Linked DNA regions of Mus musculus: regions 2, 3, 4, 5 and 6 are each linked to region 1. Evidence: chromatin loops called from intact Hi-C (ENCODE). Cell type or tissue: left cerebral cortex. All regions are shown on one strand. Region 1 overlaps Thsd7a (thrombospondin, type I, domain containing 7A). Region 2 has its middle 45 kb from the start of Tmem106b. Region 3 has its middle 38 kb from the start of Tmem106b. Region 4 holds the start of Tmem106b (transmembrane protein 106B). Region 5 has its middle 18 kb from the start of Gm725. Region 6 has its middle 41 kb from the start of Gm24985.

Region 1 (4,000 bases):
AGAAGAATCGAAATGGAGGGGCCCTGCTGCTCTTCCTAATCCTTTGATAAACGATCATTCCCCATTGTTGGGGGATAAATGCAAAGTATTTCATTGACATTTCCAACATCTCCAAATCACCATTTTCAGTCCACCATAATTCTCTCCTTCAAGCATAAATAAAGGGTACCATTGCCTCATTAAAGTGGGATAGGTGATGGCTAATTACCTCACTCTGTCTCCTCAGGCTCTATCAATAAAGCAACCCTACTGCTATACTAGGAGATAAAAAGGGGAACAGGCAGAGGAAAACCTAGTGGAGAAAATAATAATTCTTTAAAGAGCAGCACTCTGAAGAAATGGAAGATAAGCACACTCACCTGTGCCTGGAATGGTGTTTGTCAGGAATGACGTAAAGGACAAGAAACAGAGAAATGTGAAAACGTTAGTTACTTTGATAAGAGCTCATTCATATTGTACATTGTCAGTTATGTAGACTTTTATTTAAAACATTAATTTAGTAAAATCTTAGGAAGAATCTCATAGGTTTTAGGAAGGGGAAATCAACCATTCCTCATGTCCTAAATGCAAGATGAGCAGACAAAGATTACACATCCCAGGGAAAGATGATTGCATGTTCAGGAGGACAAGAGTTCAAAACCCGAGTGGCTCTCAGAGCCCCTGTCACTGCAAACTCAACTACAGTTGCAAATATCTTAGGAATCAACAGAAACATGGACTGGTGTCTATATATTGACCCACCTATGGTTTCATCTACCCACCAGTCCACTTTAATCCATTAATACATTTTAGTGAGATAAGGACCTTAGGGCTTAACTTCAGTGAGGAAACACTCTCAGAGACCATTTTTTTACATCAACAAACTGCTATACTTTTACTGAGGAATTTTAATTAAAGTAAAAATCTGCATGGTTTATATTTTATAAACAATTGCCCAGCACTTTGCTTATTTGATTTTCTTGAGTATTTTACTGATATTTAAATACTTATCTTTAAGCTTTATGTAAAACATTATGCTCAAAATTTGATGTCTAATTGTTTTCTTTCTTGATTTACCTTTCTGTTTTCAGTTATTACTGTTTTGATATACTCCCAATGAATTGAAAACCAATACATACATGTGCTTATCAAGTGCTGCCTTGAATTTTAAGAGAGATGTAACATTGTATGATGTACAGACAACTAAGCACAGGGTCATGTGCCTTTGGAAACAAAAGTGCTTAGGTTAATGTGGCATATTTAATTTGCTACTTAGACACATACACATGTGATGTATTGACACATGTATACTTCCTCTTTGATAGGACTATGGATCATAATTTATTAATACTAAATTTGTCATTGGAAATTCAAGATTTCTGAGCTTGTAGACAAACATTCTTGTCATCGTAAGCATGGGACTCGTGTTCCTCTGTTTCATATTCACCCAATTCCAGCTCTGCAAGTGAATTTCTTCTTTTGAAATGAACACTTGCAGTTTAAGAATACAAAATGCTCAACTGCCAGGAGATGGCGATAGAAGAGTATATTATTCTCTCTACATTGCCTAAATTTATCTAGGACTGAGATTACTTTCAATTTAATTCTTCAATGTCCTCATTTTTACTTACTTAGAAGTTTCCTTTGTATATGGTACGATTCTGTTGTTCCCAACAATCTTAGCTTAATCAGAAGGAAACTGCTGATAACCGTGTGGTTAGAGGTTAAAATGAGACAGGCTATGTTCACATGAGGCAGCTTTACATATTTAAATCCTCGGTTCACTTGCTCATGGCTCAAATTCAAAACATAACATCTGCACACACTCTGGAAAATCTATTCTCTGCTAATTTACATGGCGATCAACTGTGATAACAATGGCCTGTTCTGTTAAACTTAAGTTAATCACAATTCTGTCATTAGCCATTTTACTCTTTATCTCCAACAGAATACAAATAACAACCACGGATAGCAGCCAGTGAAGTATGCATGCGAGCTCTAACACAGCTCCAATGCTAGAAAAGGCAGTGACTGAATTGCTAGCACATATACATATACATATACATATACATATACATATACATATACATATACATACACATACACACACACACACACACACACACACACACACACACACACACATATATATGAACTTTGAGACACTTCTTACATTTCTTATTTTACACTAACTAGATTGGAATGAATAAGTAACACCCCCCTTCTTTTTTTTAGAGCATATTCATGTCATTTCTTTGCTTTTCTCTTGAGTCCTTGGCTACTGAGCTCTCTTTCTGGTGGAAGTCTAGGGAAACTGTAAGGATGACGTGACTTCATCACAGCAGTTAGCACAATTGTATGGTAGATTAATGCCTTGACAGTACTCACGACTTATCTGTCATTTTGCCTGCATGGAACTGTATTTTATCTAGATGCGTGCAGAATCCTGAGTTCCCAGAAAATTTCAGATGTAATATGTATAATTTGAGATTTTACATTGTAGTATGATTTTCTCAGACCTTTTGAAAATAGAATCCATCCCATTTCTTTTTCAGGAGCTATTATTTAATTTTGTGCGTCTTTGAGAAATAATAGAATAAAACATCCTTGGGAGTCTGAGGAATATCTTAATGCGTTTGATGTCAGTAAAAATACCTGGTTGACATGGTCCAGTTTGGGGCAAGGCCTTCCTCCGTTATAAGGCTTTTCGCGCAGCCACTTGGACCGGACCTTCACGCCGCTGCCACAGGACTTGCTGCAGCGGGACCAGTTGGACCACTCACTGAGCTTGCAGTCTGAGGGGCAGGGGATGATGCAGGCTTCTTCTATGTAACCTGAGCAGAGGAAAGTGAAATAAGCGAATTTGCTACCTGTCATTCTCTGACTTGCACTTACCATTCCAGCTCATTTAGAAGGCCCACTTTTGACTTGACGGGAGCATGTGAACGCAGAGATGTCTGCATCCTTAGGGACTCAAATTAAATTCTTCAGGGAAATGACACATCTATACCGCGACTGTGTTAAAATAACTGCTAAGTAGCTGCCATGTGATCTGCTTAGGATTCGTGCCCACTGTGTTTCAATGTTTCTGCTTGGTGACAGCTCTTGTTTAATTGACAGTAGCCTGTCGGCTCACCATCTCACTCTCAAAGTTGCCAGAGTGAAGTTAAAAATCTAACACAGACTTGTGTGACACTGTATGTGTGAATGCCACACACACAGGCGGGGATGTGAGTCCTCACAGTATTCCTCCTCATGAAAAATCAGTTCCTTGAGGTAAACATCCAAAAGAATCCATTTAAATTGGCACCTTTCATTCCCCCTTCCTTGAAAATCAGTTCGGAGGAGGGAAATCTGAGGGTGTTATGTAAGCAAATCCTAGTATCTCCACAGGGCTGTAACTATTAAAACCGCACCTCGTTTTGGGTCCATTTGATCCTCTTGGAATTATAGATGTATTAGGCAGGAACAAGAAAACAAATGCTGAGAGATGATAGACAAGTCTAAGAGCACAGGGTAAAGATGGTGCTGGCTTTTCATGAGCTAAATGAATACTGAGTGGATTTGATTTGGGAAGGAGGAAACACTTGCTTTGATTGGTTCTTCACTATCAACTTAATATGTCATGATATCAAATTATCTCTAGATGGAGATGCAAAACTATAGTTTTCCTCCATCTGTATGGCTGATTTTAGAAAGAAGTCATATCAGTCTACTTCATCTTTTTATACCGGTGACACAGATGTTAACATGCAAGTGACTATCATATTCCACACTCTATGAAGGAACAGGTAGATTGTAAACCTTTTGAGCTAAAAACAATCATATAACATAAAAGTCAGCTCATGTTTCAAATTTTTTGTATATTTGCTAAGTTGTACGGTTATTACCACCATCTAAATTTTAGAAGTTTAGATCATTTTTAAACAAACTCCTTTTCTGAAATTGTCCCTATTATTATCAATATATATATATATATATATATATATATATATATATATATTTATTACCTTCCTCTTTA
Region 2 (4,000 bases), 670 kb after region 1:
TATATATGCTATTGGAAGTAGCCTCCTTTATTTAAAATATAAAGAAAATCTAAAAAAAGATTAGCATCAGCATCAGGACTACTGACAAACATTCCAATTGTCCTTTCTGTCAGGATCTCGAGTTCCATACTCCCAGGGGTTCGGCAGTTTCCTCGCTGCTGTGGTAAAATGGAGACCTGACAAAAAGGGCATGAGGGAGCAGAGACTTATTCTAACTCACAGTCTGGAAGTTGTGGAGCATCAGGGTGGGAAAAGATGGCAGTTTGAGGGTCATGGCCTGTAGAGAGAAGATGGTCAGATCACAGTGGAATGGGAAAACCCACAACTACCCACAACAGAACCACCAACTGGGGTACACCTTCAAACACATGACCTATGGTGGACATTTCATATTCAGTCCATAATCTCCTCTCTTACCTTTTGCCCTATCTCCTGGCACTACTTAAGATAGAAATCTAAGTCTAACTTGCTTTTTGTAATAAAGTGTAGCTGGAGAGGGTACACATCATTCCTTCGGTTGTTACTCTAAGCCCAAGAACAGAAATCAACCTTGTACAGACTCCCCCTGCTCCAAACTCTTGTTCCCAGTACCAACTTAATTTATCATAAACAGTACTTTTTTGATATTTTTCACATGAGACTTAGGGAATGTTCATTCATTTTGAGATACCTCCTTCACAAAAATAACACCAAGAGCAAAAGTTGGGTCTGGAGACTCAACAGTGGACAGCATAAGAAAGGACAGGACAAGGTTCAAGTGTCAGAGAACTAGGAAGAAGGAAGTAAGAAGAAGGAAAATCCAGATCTGCCCTTGTGTCATTTGCTTCCAGGCTACTCAGATGAGAGTTAAGAGAACTGACTTCACAGGGACTTTTTTTTAGAACACTAAAAATTCTATGTGATGCACAGCCAGTGACCCACACCCCTGTCCTGAGGCAGGCTCTGGTTTGTTTACTGACTCTCTGTAGTGTTCATTTATCCTGGGGAAGAAAGGAAAGTTGTATCAAAGACAAGAGAATCCACTTTATTTTTACTAGAATATTAACACAAGGCATATTTTTTTTATCCATACAATTCAAACTACCTGTTGTGAGTAATATTTACATGTCCATAAACACTAAAAACACTGAAACTTGATTCAATAACCAACTGTAGGAGTAACTACTGTATCCACAGAAAGAATGTATGTAAATCAAAGGAAAGGAGCCAAATAGGAGGAAAGAATTTGGAAAACTGAAAATAGGAAAATATCAGGAAATGCATGTTGACTCTGAAATACAGACTAGCAAATCAGGAGGCAGAGGATTGTCACAAGGTGAAGGACAGCCTGTTTTACACAGTGAGTTCCAGACCAGACCGGGTTTACATGGTGAGTTCCAGACTAGGCAGAGTTATAGAAACTTGATAACAACAACAAAGACAAGAGCTGAAGTGGAAGCAGCAGCAATCAGTAAGTAGAGCTGGAAGTGGCTGCATCTGGACTGGGATGTGTGAGGGGTGGCAGCAGGGGTACAAAGGGTAACGCAGAACAGATCACACTGAAAGAAATACACAATGTTTGATGCAAACGGGTATGCAAAATTAAAGAAAGACTCCTACAGTCATGCTTTCTCAAATTTTGTCTCTAAATTTCTCTTCCAGTGTCTTCAAAATGTCTTGAAAGTCTCATGTTGTTAAGAAAACATGGAAACCATTTTATACAACAAAATATTTTAATAAATCATAATGTGACTGAGTCTTACATGACAAGTCTTCCGATGTCACTGATAAATTGTTTTCTGATGAAGTAAGGAACCCCTCACATCAGCATTTCCCTCTGTACAGAAACTATGTCCTATCCCAGGGTCTACAGGATGTAGCAAAACCCCAGATTAATAGCTCCAGATTGAAAGATTCCATTTGAGTGTAAAAGGAGAATCAACACAGATAATCATATGACAATATAACAATAAAAAAATGGAATGATCAAGATAACTCTTCCTTGTGATACTTTACAGAATCATACTGTTGTGGGAAGCAGACATTTAACTAATCTATTTCATTGAAGGCATTTAGATCAATGAGCCAAGTAGAGAATAATCAAGAAGTAGGATAGACTTTTCATCCTCATTCCTTCCCCTCAATTGTTTCCCACCATTCCTGTAAAAAGCAAGGGGTGTGAGCAATCCCAGGACAGCACTCAGGTGTGAACAAGCCTCAAACAGTACTCAGGTGTGAGCAATCCTCAAACAGTACTCAGGTGTGAGCAATCCTCAGACAGCACTCAGGTGTGAGCAATCCTCAGACAGCACTCAGGTGTGAGCAATCCTCAGACAGCACTCAGGTGTAAGCAATCCCAGGACAGCACTCAGGTGTGAGCAATCCTCAGACAGCACTCAGGTGTGAGCAATCCTCAAACAGTACTCAGGTGTGAGCAATCCTCAGACAGCACTCAGGTGTGAGCAATCCCAGGACAGCACTCAGGTTTCTTCTTGCTGGGGCTGCAGTTGCTTGAGTTGTTTCCAGCTCAGGGTTCAGCCTGAGTTCACATCAGCTGAGGAGCAAGTGAAAGGATGCACACCTTACCAGCTGCTTTGCCCACAGTAGCAGCCTTCAGGGCTTAGCTTTCTTCCTGAGTCTGTTTGGTGAGTAGTCACTTTCTAATGTCTCTTGCTAACTTGATTGTCACATGTGGAAGCAATTCTGTGGTTTCCTGGCAACCATACCTTTATCTTTTGAACCTCCATGTTGCTCTGAAAGATTGGTCTCATTTCTTGTAAATTTTTTTTGTTGTTGTTGTTCAGGCTATTCTCGCACTTCCCGAGGGACTCTCCAGGTATGGTTTTTATTAGACTTAACTGTTCCTGCTGCTGGTTCATCTTTCTGACAATTGGAAAAATAAGTGATACCTGAAGTCGTTATTTTCTTTAATATCAGTAAGCATTCATAAAGGCCAAATAGAATGCACATTTCTATTTACAAAATTATATTTAATAGGCATTTTAAAGTTGTATTGGCTATAAAACATTTTAAAGGATAGTCTAATCATAGTTGTATCTTATTTTCATTTCTTTTTATATCTCAGGTGAAAACCACGAGGAGACACACATCAGTAATATCAGAGTCTATATTCTGATCCCAGCTGGACATGTGACTTCACATGACTGAGTTAAGTTCTTCAAACTTCTCTTAGTCTATTATCTGTAAAGTGTATGACTTAAGCTTTGAAACCAGCTCAAGAATTATTGTTCTAATAAAAAATATTTTTCAAATGTCAAATCTTTAAACACCAAGGTCACGAGCAAATATATTTTGCCTTCCATGTTTTAGAATGTATTCAGGAGGCAATGTCTGTGTTTCTAAAATTTCACAAGCTGTACCTCCTTGTGAAGTGCTGTCTCATAGCTGCACAGTGAAGAACACAGGGTAGAATTTCAAAAATTTGGAACAAAGACCAAGGTAAGCATAATTTGGGATGGTAGATAATTTTGGTTTTTTTTCCACTAAAGTCTAGTCCTCAAAGCCTAAAATATGTTTTTAATATTTTAATCCTAGGAAACAAATAGACAAGAAAAGACAAGGCTTTCTTGTGGAGAATTCCAAGGGTCAAATATTAAAATCAAGAGTAGTAGGAAAGCAAAATTAGAAGCACCCTGAGCTGAAGATAAGTTTCAGCAGTTAAGAGTGCCTACTGCTCCCGTGTTAGATTTCCTGCTATGCGTATGTTAGGTTCCCTCAGTGAACAAAGTTGGGCAGCTCACAGCAAATAGATTATGTATAAGCAAATGGAATATAGATTCATTTTCTTGCCTTCCCTGGCACCTGCATTCTTGTCCACAGGCCTTTAACAAATACACACACAATCATATATTCTTTATAATATATCTAAAATATTGCTTTTAAAATTACCTTAGAAGAGCCTAGAAGTAATAAGTATTTCACACAAGTTTCACTAATAAATGGCAAAATCAATGAACAAAACTTCATAGGAAAATATGATACTTGCATGACTCAAAGTATC
Region 3 (4,000 bases), 680 kb after region 1:
GAGTCAGTGTTCCCTTTTCCCTACATCCGGGAATTACCTTAGCCATTATGACTTCTCAAGGAAGTTCTCATTTGCATTTCCCTGGTGCTGAGGATGTTAAACATCAAATATGCCAAATTGGTAACATTTTCAATTTTATAATCTTGTGTAGTAATACACGATAATAATTGGCAAAACTCCATAAAGTACACAACATTTAGATTTGATATGTATACATAGTAAAATAATTAATATAATTGATTTAATTAGTATATCTCCACCACCCAGCTGGCCATTTATTTTAGTGAAATTGTTTACAATACAACAAGGCAGTGGTCACTGGGCTGTTCATTTGATCGTCAGAGCAGTCTCTTTGTATATCTGAGAGTTCATGCTCTTTAACCAATATTCCTCTGTTTCCCCTGCCTTGCCAGCTCAGGGAACTGTCTTCCTACCTCTGCTATGATCACTGAGTAAAAAATAACAGGAATAACAGCAGTACTAAACTGAGTCATACACCACAGAAAAGGTAAACTGATAAAATGTGAGCTTTTGTCCAGTCTATCTATTTTTATCTTTAAAAATATATTATATAAATAAATGGCAATGTGTGGATAAACTACTGCATAAAAACCATATTCCTGTGCAATAATAATTCTTGGCAAAATGAGTATGAGACCTGAAGCAAGTAATCCTACAAAGTAAAAAAAAAAAAAAAAAAAACAACCTTGAAGTATGTATTTGTATGTCACCATAATTGCATTCATAATGTAGTTTCCTAACAGCTGTGCAGGTATCCTTCTCTTTCCAGTTCTGTCTTCAGGAAAACATAGTGGCCATAGCATTCTGCATTCCAGTCTGTGTTCATTACACACTGTGTGGGGATTATGAAGGAACTAAGGATTCCTTATCTTCTAGACAGGTGGTTAAGTGTGAATTTTGCATTCACAGTTTTTAATAGACAAAATGATTCCTACTTACCAGGAAAAATTGTCTGTCAGAAGTTTATACCAAACTCCTTACTCAAGAACCCACAAGGGTTATCTGACTGCCCTCTTTCCAGCATGTGTACTGGCTTTAAAAATCAAGATTGTTAAAGTGTAACTTTGAAGTTAGTTCATAATCCCTCAGCTGCATCCTAACTAGACCTCTGGGATCACACAGCTTCCAACTTTCTGAACTGCTGTGCTTTCCTTTCTGAGGCTGCCTCAAAAACAAACATAACTACAGGATCACTGTACACCAGGTATCTGATATAATACATCACTCATTTTCAGTGCTTAGAAGTGGACTAGATGCTAAATATATTTGCTTTTATTTTGTCTGGTCATACATTATCCTATTGAACTTAAGGTTGAATACTGTAGCACATGAATTAAAGTTCTTAAAGATTTGAATAAAACCATTGCTTGCCCATTACATGATAAATGACACCCACTCCCCGAAAACAATGCCAGAAGAGAGGCCTGAACACCATAGTTAACAAAATGACACAGCAAATGAAAGAGCTGCCAAACATGGTCCAATCCAGAGCATCAGGAAACTGGAGAAAGGATGCCCCCAGCTGTACATGCCTGACATTACTCACAGTGTACTGGTTCTCCAAGCATCTATATTTGAAGCCAAAATTAAAATCACATAAAAAAAATGTAAGTGGGCATTCTGGTAACCATATTCCCATACCTTGCTTAGCAGAAAGTCTAAAGAAATGAGGAAAGAAAGGCTGGGTGGAGAGGATCATAAAGCACAAATAGTCCATTTTAAAGAAACATTTGATTATAGCAGCAGTGGAAAGAAAATGAATTCAGTTCCAAGAACAACCTAGCTATAACATATAGAATATAGGCTCTTCTATAAAAGAATATACAAGAGTAGTAGAACAGAAACTGAATAATAAAAATTCTTAACCCAAACAAAATAACAAGGGGAGATCAGGAAATACAAATAGCATTTAGCAAGACAGAGATTTAGTGATATATATATATATATATATGCATATATATACATATATATATACATATATATACATATAATATATGCATGATACATACGTATATATATAATACTTAATACAGATGGACTAATGGCTCAAGCTAACAAAATAACCAACAATTCAGTAGTCAATAAATTAGCAAAATAGGTGAAGAGATGCATTATGCTGAATTAAATAATTTTACTAATATGGAAATATGTTCAACTGCACTTATAACAAGGGAACATAATTTAGCTGTGACAATATTATTCACTTATTTTAGTAGCAAGTAAAGCATATATATAATGCACAAAATATATATAATTTCCACATATTTGTTACATTTACTCATACATCTGGGGGCAGATAGTTCAACCATGACTCTCTATACACAGGGTAATCAGAGAAACTAGAAGCTGTTCAATCTAAGAAACCTTAATACAAGGGAGACCAACGTTATCGTCCCAGACTGAGTTTGAAAGACAGAAGCTCTCTGTAATGTTGTTAGCATGTGTCTGCATTGAACGACTGAAGAAACTTGAGTCTGATGTCTTGAGATGGCAGTCAGTACAGTGACACGTTTGCTAAATAAGAATAGAGCTTGAATGTGTTACTTGCTTCTTCTACCTTCCACTTTCACTCCATGCAGGACCTCTGGGCCGTTCTGGATGTTCTTCACCTTCAGCTGCTATCCCATGTGCTAAAGGTTTTCAGGGAAACCCTCGTAGACCACCCAGGTTATGCTTTTCTACTTTCCTGGACATTTTTCGTCTATTTAAGTTGTGAAGACTCCATCACAGATCCAAGCATGGCGAAAGAATCTTTCAATTCCAGTAGTTAAGACGCTGAGACAGAGGTTCAGCCTGGGCTTCCTAAGAAGAACTTGTCTCAAAAAAAATTTAATCATTGCTAGCATGTAAAGAATATGGGAGCTCTCATATAATTTTGCTAGAAGTATGAGTCGGAATACATCCAGGGAGAATATATTATTTATAATCTAATGTGCTACATATAAAAATTATTCCCAAATATCAAAGTTTCCAACACAAGTATTTCTCTACAATTGTTTCAAAATTTTGGGAACAACTTGGGTGTGGCAGTTCTGAACATGTTGCTGATTATTAGAAACCACACATATAGACACAGCCATGTGAAGGCTTTGTTATGGTTGAATGATTTCTTTTTAAAGTGGGTCACAGACTTAGGGCTATAATTTTGTCATATCTGCCATGTATAAGGTTCAGTGCTCAATCATAATAGATACATAGAAAAAATAATAGATACATAGACAGCTAGGTAAATAGAGAGGCAAATAGACTAATAATAGATAACGTATTGACTAGAGAGATGCAAAGATACATATATGTCCTGAGTACATGGCTTATCTGGTACCCCCAAATAACCATAAGCCTAACGTGAAGCATAGGAAGTGCCAATAAATACTTTTGCTGTGCATTAGAAGTTTCCAGCCAAAGCACTACTGGCCTTTTGGCTCAAATACTTTGCTATTGGTGACTGTCCTTTCCTGTGCTTACCCATTTATTCAGGAGCACTACTAACCTTTTCCCACTAAGTACCAGTAGCACATGCTACAATCATTGTGTGTGTGTGTGTGTGTGTGCGTGTGTGTGTGTGTGTTGCCAAATATTCTCTAGGTAGAAGTACTGCTCCCAGTTGTTAATCATCATCTAAAAGTAATCACATATACATTTTAAAGAAGAAGCTATATAATTTAAATGAAGATATTATTTGTAATTAATGTTCACTTCATATACTATAATCATTTGCTACCTACTATTAATAAAACTGAATAGAGTTATTAGTAAATAGTAGATAACTGAATAGAGTTATGATGAGTGTTTATATTATAAACTAAACAAAAATAATGTTTTCTTATTCTGTCAAATTTATTTATTGCTTTGAGCTGTTCCTGTCATTTTTTTCCTTGAGAGTTGACCTTGCTTACATGGGAAGGTGAAAATGAATTTAGTAAAGCTATTTGATTTGCAAGGTAATGAGTGATTGCCAATATATGAGATTCATCATTTC
Region 4 (4,000 bases), 720 kb after region 1:
GGCTGTTCTCACAGCAAGTTTTAGGGCAACTAGTGTGCAACCCAAGGAACCACATCTCAAAAGCAATCATTTTATCAAGTGCACTGCTGGTGTGACTTAATCAGGTATTTAGTTTATGTGTATTTAGTTTCCTTGCAGTGGTTTGAATAGGAACAGCCTCTGGACCCTGAGTGTGAAGGATTGGCCCAAAGGGAGTAGCACTATTAGGGAGGGTGTGGCTTAAATGGAGGAGGTGCTGACTAGGGAGAGGGCCTTGGGGTCTAAGGAGCTAATTCACTTCCCTGCTGTCTCTGATGTCGAACTCTAAGCTCCTCCAGTATCATGTCTGCCTGGTTGCTGCCATGTTTCCTGCCAGGAGCATAACGGGCTAAACCTCTGAAACTGTAAGCCAACCCCAAATAAATGTATTCTTTATAAGAGTTGCCATGGTCTACTTCGAAGCTATTGTTAACTCTATTGAAATCCTAAGAAACTGGTTACACACTGCACACAACTTTACTTTAGAATTCTCATTATAATTTAGGATGAATCTCACAGAGTGAAATTGCCGGACCTAAGGAGGTGAATGTTTTAAATAGTCTTAAAACATCCTGCTTATGTAGATGGAAAATACACAGCTCTCACCTCAAAAGGACAAAGAGTTTATTCTAAAGCCAATATGAGGAACCATGACCTGAAAACAAAGACTTGGGCTATTCCAAATACCAATGTCCCAATGTGATAACAATTTCATGAAACTTTTATATACATAGAAGATGGTCATAAATCAAAATACTTTCCAAATACATACAAGGCAGTTTAGAAGAGCGGGACAAAATTGGGAGCTCCTCGCCCAGTGCAGTTGCTTTTTTCCAGTAGAGAAGGAAAAAAAAAAAAAAAAAAAAGAAAAAGAAAAAAAAAAAAAAACACAATTAAGAGATGCTTACTTCCCAGTTATAACTCTGTTAATTTTCTAGGAATTTCACCAGAAACCCCATTTATAGGGAAGCTATTAAACTCCTTTAGCAACCGCATCTGTTCTTGCTTTCAATTTTATCTTATTATAATCCCATCCAGGAATCTTATGAGCCACTTAATACATCTTGATTATCAGGAAGACAGAAAAGAGGTCATAACAACCTTTGACTATAACACTGGCGAGCCACTAAAATGAGCCACTGTAGCCTCAACTCACTGTAAATTATGACTGGACAATGAGGTGCATGGATTGGGACACTCCTTTAACAACTCACTTGGTCATGAGCTTTGGGGTACAACTCTTATTGCATGCACTGAATAATGTGAATTTAAGTACAAAATCAAAACAAGATTAAACCAAGGCGGGGGCGGGGGTGCGTCTTCCCGGTGACATTAATTTCTAAATGAAAACTCAATAACAAAATTCTGGCCTGCAACTCTGCCAGAAATGTGCACCAACCGGCTCATTCTAACCCCAGGAAGGAAGTTTTGTGTCTGCAAATCTAGACTTGAGAACACGATCGCTCAAAATTGCGACGGTGCACATTCCTCCCCTTTACAAAAGGAATCAGCCTGGTGGAGGGGAAAAGGGAAAACCGATTATTCGTAAGCCAGGCGCAATTAGTACTATTTTGAAACTTTCCAGTCTAGAGAAGAGACAGGTGACAAAACCAGAAGCTTTCACCCTGGCAACTTCCCTTCAAACCGGTGACAGTGCGCATGCGTAGTGTCCATTCCAGGGCCTAGCCCCTCCTTCCTGGGGCGAACTGCGCAAGCGCACGCGCAGGCTCTCCCGGTACGGAGCTCAGCTGATGCAGTTGTTGTGCTACCCCTCCCCCGCAGCTCTCCCGGCTGCACTCTACCGGCGCTCGGCCCGGCCCCGGGACCGGGACGCTGTGACCCTGTCCTGCGGCCCGCACGCACCGGAGCATCCCGGGACCGCGCAGCACTCCGCGTGCGGGTGAGCGACCCGGGCCGTGGGGCCCACGTCCCCTGCCCGAGCGGTGAGGGAGGCCGCGGCGAGCCGGGTGCGGGGTTGTCACCGCGGGGGCCTTGGCTTCGCTCCCGGGGTGGCTCGGGCGGCGCCAGGGCCCTTGATCTGAGCGGCCGAGTAGCTCTGGGGCTTGACAGTTGTAGTTGCAAGGTGACTCGGATGTTGATTTCTTCCGGGGGTTTGTTTGCCTGTGATGCCCTTTGAAAAGCGCTCGTTTCCGTCTCCCTTGAGCCCCTCAGAACTAACCCCAGGTCTGCACACAAACAGGTGACACATCTCAGTTGCATGCGCTGCTGAATTTATCTTTTTCCCAGTTTCTAGAGCATCTGAGAACCGTGTTGAGTTCACAAGACCGCGGTATAAACATTGAGAGCCCGGGGAGGAGACGAAGGGGATCTACCACTCCCTTTAAAAACCTCAAGTAAGTTTCCAAAATGACAGGGGTTACACTTGTCAATAGCCTCAAGAAAAGCTAAGCAAGAAGGCTAGGATTCAAGTGACTGCTTAATCTGGTGTGTACCCAAACCCACCTTCAGCAGAATATGTCAAGGTTACTGTGGGTCTGAGTAAGGCAGCCAGCGGAGACCAGAACCACTTAGCTGTCCCTAGCCTTTTGCCATAAAGGCTCCCATTTGTGGGACACAGTTTTCACCCCTGTGATGACACCACGTGTTGTCTAGTGTCAGCTGATTCTAAACCACCCTGTGTACTCCAAAGCTTCCAAGGTCACAGTGTAAGGAGCCGGTACTGATTACAATTCACCCCTGTGCACCTGTGGCTGCCAAGTGTTGGCTTGGCTCTGACTCGCTGTCATTGAGCCACAGTAAGATACTGTGTGTGTGTAAGTCACAATCACTGATATTTCTGAGCTATGGTACACAGTGTGTACACAGAACTTCTGAAAGTATATTTATTCATTTTTTTTTACTCCTTTTCTATATGACTCAAGTTTTTAAATTTAATATTGCTGTCTACACAGTGAGTGAATTCAACAAGTAGCATTCAGATTTTGAAAAGCAGATATGAATTTCCTTCATCTGGGGTGACCTGAATCACTTAGTATCATTTTATTTTTTAATGAAAAATATTAAATTAAAAGTAGTATCTGTGATTGTGTAGTTCGTATTTTGAATCTGATAAGTGATGGATAACCGCAGGGAGAATGGAATTGTACCATTTAAAATTTTTGTTTGCTTTTTCTATTATTTTGTCTCTCAGAAAACCGGCATGTTGTATTATGTGGCTTTTCATGTTCTTTTCAGTCATGTACTTCTAGGGTTTTATTGACAACTAAAGGAGTATGAATTTAAGTGAGTGAAATGAGTCACTTTGAAGTTAGCTGGTGATATACATATCTGTTGTAACAGGCCAACAAGTTCACCTGCAGTGCCAACTGGTTTATAGTTAAAATATGTTTTTCTCTACAAAAAACTAAAACCATATTTCTGTTTTGAACATGCTAAGAAAGCCTAGCATCTCCATTGACACTGTAAACTTTTGCCAACTGTTACCATTTTAAACATTGTTCACATTACAAGTCTTACAGGATTTGGTTTCATAATGTTCTGTTAGAAAAGTACTTTCTGAATGCTACAAATGGTTTCCTTGTATCAGACATTACTTTGGTTGAACATAATTTTAATCCTACAAGTAATTTGCATTTGCCTAACCCTGTAAATATATCCCATAGGGTCTGAGACTCTTTTTTTCCACATGGAATTTACTGTCAGATTTTTCTTTTTCATTAGACATGGGAAAGTCTCTTTCTCACTTACCTTTGCATTCAAATAAAGAAGATGGCTATGATGGCGTTACATCGACAGACAATATGAGAAATGGATTGGTTAGCAGTGAAGTGCACAACGAAGACGGAAGAAATGGAGATGTCTCTCAGTTCCCATATGTGGAATTTACTGGAAGAGATAGTGTCACTTGTCCCACTTGCCAAGGAACAGGAAGAATTCCTAGGGGTACGTGTTGTAGCATTGGCTGTCCTCTTAAAGGATTCCAAACATTTGCTCAAACAATGTAAAATCTATAGTCTTAAGC
Region 5 (4,000 bases), 930 kb after region 1:
TATGTTAGCCAGACAACTTTTCCAAATGACTCTTGAGAACAGTTCCCACATAAAGACACTGTTCTTTTACCTAGATAGTGTCTACATTTGTTCTGCTCACTTGCCCTTGCTCTCAAGAATGTAGAGTGATAAGGGACATGAAGAAGAATGGGAATCCCCATTGCCACTGTGTCCCACAGAGTAGCACAGATGCCATCTGAGAACAGAGTGAAGGAACAGAAAGCCGTGGCTTCTCAGCACCCCACCTGTGGAGTAGCCTTGTTTGCTCTGTGAAGACATTTCTGATGAGGACCACACAGAGACAACCTGTCACAATATTCTCAGGGATAAACAGACACAAGTATGACTTTCAATATCTAGTCCTTGCCCTCCCAACATGTTTCTAGAAATCTCCATCTCCTTTCCCACTATCAATTTTCTTACTGTTCTGACAGGCAATTCTTGCTGTGTTCCACCCTGAATCCATGGGCCTTGCCCTGTTCTGTCATTCATTCTTCACTGTGCTGAGCTCTGTTTCAGTCCTGCCACATCTGATGTCTCCAACATCAAAACTACATCTACATCTACATCTGAATACAGAAGAGAGTTAGAGCCCAGCCATCAAACACAAGAGGGCAGCAGTTATTATAGCCTACAAATAAACTCATTCGTATGTGCTTTTCCTGAGGGGGAAAAAAAAACCTACTTTAAGCCCCTATTTAGTTATAGATGAGGTCAATCAGTTACCTGCCATGTGATACAAATTTCTACTACAGCGAATTCTCATGAAGAACTTGCTTTAAAGGCCAGAAATATAAAACTCAGTGCACTATAGTTTTCATTTACCATATTACCTTCCCAACTTTGTTGGGAACTGGAAATAGCTTGTCCATCCCATATATTTCATGTGAAATAAAAGTTTATTATACATTTGGAATCATCTACCTCGAAGCAGAGCGTCTCTAATGGTTTATAACATTTCCATCTCAGAGAATGCATTCTTACGAGTGCTAGAAGGGATGCCAAGAGGTCACATCTGATGTTTTTCCACACCGACATCAATCAGCATCAGTGCTGCCATTCCTTGTTCTAGGAAACTGTCAAAGAAATTCTCTAACTCGAGGCATCTTTTGTTTATTCGTTTCTCATACAGGACAAAAGAGCACTATGCACGTGGCATTTTGTACATTGTCTTACATCTTGTGCTTACCATCTTATCTTTGCTAGACAAGTATTTTCAATATTGCTGAGGAATCAAACCGAACTACAATGAAAGTTTAGTCCCGAATATATAATGACAGTCAACTAATCAAAAATAGGAACTTGAATACATGCTTTGGATTAAGAAATGGATGTCTCTCTGTTAAATAAAAACAGAGATGAAATCAGATAATTCTATTTCCAAAAGTTGTAATAAGTTTAGCTGATTCAATTTTATTGACGTTTTCAAAAGAAAAAAGTCTCTTTGAGTTGAACTTCATGAAATAGTACAGAAAATTTTCCTTTTCTTCTTCATCTTATCAACTAGGACAAAATATAAGGTAGTGTACTGCCACCTAGTGGTGGCTATTCACTTGCAGTAAATACTCGCTGAAACGTGAAGACTCCTATGACATTTTGTCAAAGTAATTTTGTATTTCATTGAAAGAATGAAAATAGGAATGAGTGACTAAGTCAAACAAAAATTTGGAGTAAATATAAGTAAGACATTATCTCCTTCAAATGCAAAAAAATAAAATTGAAAACAAAGAAATGGCAGTTATAAAATAGAAGTTTATTCAAATATAAACAAGATCACCTACCAAAAATTATTGCTCTTCTATTAAAGATGTTGTATTGGATTTATGCTATGTTTTAAATAAAAAAAATTTGGAAAACTATTATGAAACCATTACCTATGAAATTACACGATGTATTAAATAATAAGTGGAATGGTGAAAACTGACTAGAAGACATACATCAAACAATTTTGTGACATAAGGTTGACCATACTTTTGTATTATTTTAAGTTGTTGATAGTTTCTTGGGAGTTCATTATATAGTTTTACTTCTATATGTTTTTGAAAAGTTTTAATCTCACCAAGACATGTGTCTTAATTAAGTTCCCTAGCTTTAAACTAATAATATCAAGTCACGCCTCAGATGCTAAGAACAGGGAACTCAAAGTAGTCTCAGAGTAGCTGTCTCTCACTGTGTGGCTACAGCAGTTTCTCAGCCTACTGGGCAGGGTATCTCAGTAGTCCCAGTGTGGCAGTGATAGAAGCCCAGAAAGGTCTAGGAGAATCACTAAGGTGGCCCCCATTCCTGGAAGATGTATAGAAGCACTGGACCTACTATCAGGGAAGGAATCACTGCTGCAGCAACAATGGAGCAAAAAAAGTTGGGTGGCTTTTTACTGGTTTCATTTTGTCCTTGGTCATGGACCAGGGTTTGTTTTTTATTTGTTTTCATTTTGTTTTGTGTTTTTAATTTTGATATCCTTTTTGTCGTTGTTTCTGCTAATATCTTGAAGTCTTTCCTCTATGGTGTCCTCTCGTCAGTTCAGATCTTGATGTGGAACATGAAGGTCTTTGAAGCCAGTTCTGGTTGGGTTTTGGCAGGGTGACAGACAAGAGTCTCTTTGACTCTTCTGTGTGTGGCTATTCAGTCTCACTTACACCATTTTTAATGAAGCTGCCTTGTCTCCTGTAAATACTTTGGCATCTTTGTCGAGAATGTAGTTGCTTGGAGATGCAGGGACATTTTCCTTTTCGTTGGTCTGTTCCAGCCACTTATGTACCTATTTATCTTATTGTGTCTGGAAATTAGATGTTGATATGTTCCTGTCTTCTCTCTCTCTCTCTCTCTCTCTCTCTCTCTCTCTCTCTCTCTCTCTCTGTCTGTCTCTGTCTTTCTCTCTCTCTGTCTCTCTATCTCTCTCTCTTTGTCTTTCTCTGAAGTTTGCATTGGATTTTTGGAATTTGTCATTGCTTATAAATTTTAGGATTCCAATTCTGGGAAGAATGCCATTAATATTTTAATATTCTTTTGGATGGTGATAAAAATTTAACAACTTTATTCTTCTAATCCATTTTTAGTTGCCTTTAGTTTCTTCCACCAATGTTTTGTTCACTTTATCAATCTTTCACTTCCCTAGTTAAGCATGTATCTAGATATCTTGTCGTTGTAGCTAAAAAAGCTATTGTCATTGGAAAAAGCTATTGTCAGTGAAAAAGCTATTGTCTGTCAGTGAAAAAATCTATTGTTAGTGAAAATAGGCTCTTTACCCAATAATAGTGAGATGCACTTCCAAAGTCAGTCAGATTTCACATTTCTTATCTAATTAGGATTTGAGATTAGTTTGAACTGTGAAGCTTTCCCGCAGGCAGGCATAGCAGTATTCACATTGACAGTGCACTGGCTGGTACTCTGTTTTATCTTGACGCAGAGAGAGTGAGGACTCCTCCCCTAGTGTGGAGTCAGGGTTCTTAATGGGCTGATTTAATGGGATATTGGGGTAAACTTACTATATTTTTATGCCAGTGTCTTATAGAATTGCTATTTTTGATCTCTTTATTTCCATTATTTTACAAATCATGTGTCTTAGTAACTTTCTACTGCTTTGAAAAATCACTATTACTAATGATAGTGTATAAAAACATATTTATTTAGGCTTATGGTTTCAGAGACTTGGAGTCCATGGGGGTAGAGCAAAGGCATAGTGGTGAGAAAAACTGAAAGCTTACATCTTGAATCAACAGGTGGAGGGGACACACTGAGGTTGATGGAAGGCAATATATATATATGTGTGTGTGTGTGTGTGTGTGTGTGTGTGTGTGTATGAAAAGCCATATATATATGCCTTCTTTTATTTAATTTATTTTTTACACTCCAGATTTTATTTTCCTCCCAGTTCATTCTCTGATTCTTCCATATTCCATACCTCCTTTCCACCCCCTGTCCCCAAGAGGATGTCCTAACCCCCCAACCCCTACCCTAACACACCTCTAAACTCTCTGGGGCCTCCAGTCTCTTGAAAGTT
Region 6 (4,000 bases), 800 kb after region 1:
CCAGTTTAGGCTGTACATTTGGGTAATTGCAACTTCTCATCTTTTATGGTTATGCTTATTTTGTTTACAGTGAGGATCTGAAAATGAAACTGTTTTAAGATGTTTGCCTGTAAGATGAAATTCTTTCAGCAAGATCTGTGGCTACCTTATATGTGTTTCCTAACTTTAATCTCTCAAGTTCAAACACTCTGAGGGCAATGTTTCTTACCATAAAGAAAATAAAAGGTCAGACTGTAAACTCATTGAGCATACCTATTTCATCTGGAATGATAATATTTTGGTTTTGTATTGATGCTTTAATTTAGAGAGATGAGTCTCAGATGAAATATAAAAAAATAATTGACCTATCTCAAGAAAGGTTTTAAAAAGTCTCCTCTTTGCACTATCTCCCTACCTATTCAGTATAGTACTCAAAGTCCTAGCCAGAGCAATTAGACAACAAAAGTCAAAGGGATACAAATTACAAAGGTTAAGTCAAAATATCACTATTTGCAGATGATAAGATAGTATACTTAAGTGACCCAAAAAATTCCAACAGAGAATTCCTAAACCTGATAAATAACTTCAGCAAAGTGACTGGATATAAAATTAACTCAAACAAATCAGTAGTCTTCCTCTACTCCAAGGATAAAGGGGTTAAGAAAGAAATTAGGGAAATGATTCCCATCACAATAGTCATAAATACTATAAAATACTTTGGTGTGACTCTAACCAAGCAAGTGAAAGTTCTGTCTGACAAGAACTTTAAGTCTCTGAAGAAAGATATCGAAGATCTCAGAAGATGGAAAGATCTCCCATGCTCACAGATTGGCAGGATTAATATAGTAAAAATGGTCATCTTACTAAAATTATTGATGGATAGGCTTGGCATCCCCTTCCCTTCAGGCCTATATGTGGAAGCTTTTATAACTATACAATCTACAGATTCAATGCAATCCCCATCAAAATTCCAACTCAATACTTCATAGAGTTAGAAAGAGAAATTTGCAAATTCATTTGGAATAAGAAAAAACCCATGATATCGAAAATTATTCTCAACGATAAAAGAACTTCTGGGGGAATCATCATCCCTGACCTCAAGCTGTAATACAGAGGAATTATTAAAAATTGTATGGTATTGGTATAGAGACAGGCAGGTAGATCAGTGGAATAGAACTGAAGACGTAGAAATGAACCCACACACCTATGGTCACTTGATCTTTGACAAAGGAGCTAACACTATCCAGTGGAAAAAAAAGACAGCATTTTAAACAAATGGTGCTGGCACAACTGGCGCTCAACATGTAGAAGAATGCAAATCAACCCAGTCTTATCTCCTTATACAAAACTCAAGTCCAAGTGGATCAAGGACCTCCACTTAAAACCAGGTACACTGTAACTAATAGAAAGGAAAGTGAGGAAGAGCCTTGGACACATGGGCACAGGGGAAAATTTCCTGAACAGAACATCAATGGTTTATGCTCTAAGATCAACAATCAACAGATGGGACCTCATAAAACTGCAAAGCTTCTTTAAAGCAAAGGACACTGTCTATATCTATCATAACTTGAGTTGGAGAATAGTGGCTAAAGGTTTGGCTCAAAGGTCAAGGCTTTTCCTTGCAGTCATGGTTTGATCTCTATAACTGATTTAAAATAGTTATAATTTCATTATTCCTTAAACTCATAGTGTTTCAAATTGGACTCTCCTGATGATTAGATTGACAGTTAGCCAGGGAAACTGCACTAACTTTTGACAGGAATAAAGGGACAAAATCTAGGAACATGCCTTTAATAGCAGTATACCTGAAGGTGAGGCAGGAGCCTCACCTGGAGTTCAAAGCCAGCTTGTGGACTACATTGTAAAAACCCTGTCTCAAATAGATAAGCTAAAGTGGATAGAAGGAGCACATAGGCAAGTACTCTGCCTTAAAGAGATTCTTTTTAGGATGTCATTTATATGGCTTGGTTATATTCTTATTTCTCAATGGCATCATAAAATATAGTCTCAACTACCTGGAACACTGTCTCTTTTAATTGATCAACATTTCCCAATTCACAGAATAATGGAGAAAATTCTGTCTAACCATATACTACTCAAGGCAATGTAAACTTCTGATGAATTCAGTACATCACTACATCTTTACGTGGATGTAATATCCCTTACTAGCACAATGGGAACTGTGAACTGCCAAGGCAAGTGCCTACAATTACCAGGCAATCATCCAATGTAATGGAGATGTCTAGGCTCATAAATGATTTTCTTATTGAAAGTGTCATGTTTGCATTAAATGCTTCCTATGCTTTTATCAAAGTGGTTGCCTAGTTCCTAAGATGAACTGAGGCTCTAGCACCATCTGCAGGACAAGTCTGATAATTTCATCTCAGTGTAGAAACTACAGGAGATTACTATAGATTTAAACTGAAGAATGACAGGTAGTCTCTTTCTCTCTCTCTCTCTCTCTCTCTCTCTCTCTCTCTCTCTCTCTCTCTCTCTCCCTCCCTCCCTCTCTCTCTGCCTCTCTCTCTCTCTCTCTCTCTCTCTTTCTCTCTCTCTCTCTCTCCTCTCTCTTTCACCACACACACACACACACACACACACACACACACACACACACACACACACACACACGTACAAACATTGTAATGGCATGGAGTTTGCTTTTATTAATTTTTAAAACTATCTTGAGATATCTTCAGCAGAGGTTTAAAGAGTACTCTGCAAAACGGGTGACAAGCCTAACTGTGAGTCCCCTCCCACAAAACAGCAAAACACAACACCAAACAAAAGCCTACCTCTGTCTTACAGTAGAACCCTTCTTACTTAGCAGAGTGGTCCAGCAGCTGTGGCCCACGATGCTTTAGACAGCCATGGAAATGGGAAGAATGGAGTTTCAGGTGTGGTCTTTTAACACTCATGCACTCTTCTTTATACCAACATGACTATAATACATAATTTTGTTTATTTGGGAGACTGGGGATTAGAACCACAACCTTCCTGAGTGCTGAGTATGTACACGTCCTTTAAGCACTATGCCCAGGCTTAGGTTTTAAATGGAAAAAGCACATGACAACTGGCCTTAAGGTCCACTAAAGGCGCACAGGTCTTACTTGCAGTTCAATTAATAAATGCTGAGAAAACACACGGGGGAAACTACATAGGGAGCCTCATGGATCCATTAACTGAACACTTGTTGGCTATGTGGACCAGCTCAGTATGCTCTCAGATCCCCAGATTTTCTCTTTATATGTGAACCTTCATTAGAGTAGTCTAGTTCCTAAGTGTTGATCACAAATTTTATCTTGTTTAACTCACACATTGCTGACTTGGTGTTTCTTAAGAGTAAATATTTAAACTTGGCAACAAACCATACCTACCAAATATAGTAATCACTGAAAAATACAAAACCAAATACAGACATCTGTCACCGATGCCCCAGCTTGGCTAACTGGTAGATATTAGCAATAATATTATTAATAACTAGAATACAATCCATATGCTAGGCTTTCCTTTTTCCTTTTTAGTACTGATGATTGAACCCAGACCTTTATGAATGATAGACATGCAGAGGGATTTTAATCCAGCAACATGGCTGCTCTGGTCACATCCGAAGAGCTTCTAAGTCTGTGTGATCTGGCTGGAATGTAGACACGACCTTGGTACAACCTTTAATCCCAAACAACTTCTAATTGAGACACAGACAAAGTGATGAATCAGAGAAAGATTTGACAAAATAAGTCAGGGATAGGATAGGTTCAACTCTCTCAGAAGAAAAGCTACTTAGGAACAGCACAGAAGAGAGAGAGAGAGAAGGAGGGAGAGAGAGAGAGAGAGAGAGAGAGAGTTAGTTCAGTTATTGGTTAGCCAGAGTTGAGTGTCAGTGCAGGGAGTGCCATGCAGTGAGTGCCATGCAGTGAGTGCAGCACAGTGAGTGTGGTGAGGGAAGTGAGCACAGTGCAGTGAGTGCAGTGAGCATGGTGAGTGCAGTACAGTTAGCACAGTGAGTGCAGTGTAGTGAGTA

Evidence for each region. A loop is a pair of places that touch in the nucleus more often than their neighbours do. Peaks named below come from ENCODE experiments on the same cell type or tissue, not always from the same donor. Only the 100,000 strongest peaks of a DNase experiment are listed, where the experiment ranks them.
Region 2: a loop joins it to region 1, with 2.0 times the contacts of the local background. A loop is called at or near these places in 8 of 42 quality-filtered maps.
Region 3: a loop joins it to region 1, with 4 times the contacts of the local background. A loop is called at or near these places in 8 of 42 quality-filtered maps.
Region 4: a loop joins it to region 1, with 2.5 times the contacts of the local background. A loop is called at or near these places in 2 of 42 quality-filtered maps.
Region 5: it touches region 1 in a loop (3-fold over the local background); 4 of 42 quality-filtered maps call a loop at or near these places.
Region 6: it touches region 1 in a loop (9-fold over the local background); 22 of 42 quality-filtered maps call a loop at or near these places.

The regions. Positions count from the first base shown.
Region 1 is chr6:12,349,351-12,353,350 of GRCm38, forward strand. It overlaps Thsd7a (thrombospondin, type I, domain containing 7A), which reads right to left. Exons shown (of 28, transcript NM_001164805.1): 14 at 2,635-2,813; 15 at 360-365. Among named protein-coding and RNA genes, the nearest start is that of Gm38583, 86 kb to the right of the region's middle. In left cerebral cortex, a CTCF peak has its summit at 1,506 (motif pointing right); DNase peaks (open chromatin) are centred at 1,518, 1,922, 2,273, 2,744 and 1 more place; H3K4me3 peaks cover 456 bases; H3K27ac peaks cover 313 bases.
Region 2 is chr6:13,022,689-13,026,688 of GRCm38, forward strand. No RefSeq gene overlaps it. Among named protein-coding and RNA genes, the nearest start is that of Tmem106b, 45 kb to the right of the region's middle. In left cerebral cortex, no CTCF peak of the experiment used is centred here; no DNase peak of the experiment used is centred here.
Region 3 is chr6:13,029,635-13,033,634 of GRCm38, forward strand. No RefSeq gene overlaps it. Among named protein-coding and RNA genes, the nearest start is that of Tmem106b, 38 kb to the right of the region's middle. In left cerebral cortex, a CTCF peak has its summit at 1,534 (motif pointing left); a DNase peak (open chromatin) is centred at 1,527.
Region 4 is chr6:13,068,043-13,072,042 of GRCm38, forward strand. It overlaps Tmem106b (transmembrane protein 106B), which reads left to right and starts at 1,717. Exons shown (of 9, transcript NM_027992.3): 1 at 1,717-1,918; 2 at 2,266-2,372; 3 at 3,700-3,921. The coding sequence starts at 3,702. In left cerebral cortex, no CTCF peak of the experiment used is centred here; DNase peaks (open chromatin) are centred at 1,731 and 2,499; H3K4me3 peaks cover 1,716 bases; H3K27ac peaks cover 1,466 bases.
Region 5 is chr6:13,279,520-13,283,519 of GRCm38, forward strand. No RefSeq gene overlaps it. Among named protein-coding and RNA genes, the nearest start is that of Gm725, 18 kb to the left of the region's middle. In left cerebral cortex, CTCF peaks have their summits at 609 (motif pointing right) and 1,536 (motif pointing left); DNase peaks (open chromatin) are centred at 556 and 1,531.
Region 6 is chr6:13,150,120-13,154,119 of GRCm38, forward strand. No RefSeq gene overlaps it. Among named protein-coding and RNA genes, the nearest start is that of Gm24985, 41 kb to the left of the region's middle. In left cerebral cortex, a CTCF peak has its summit at 2,315 (motif pointing left); a DNase peak (open chromatin) is centred at 2,320.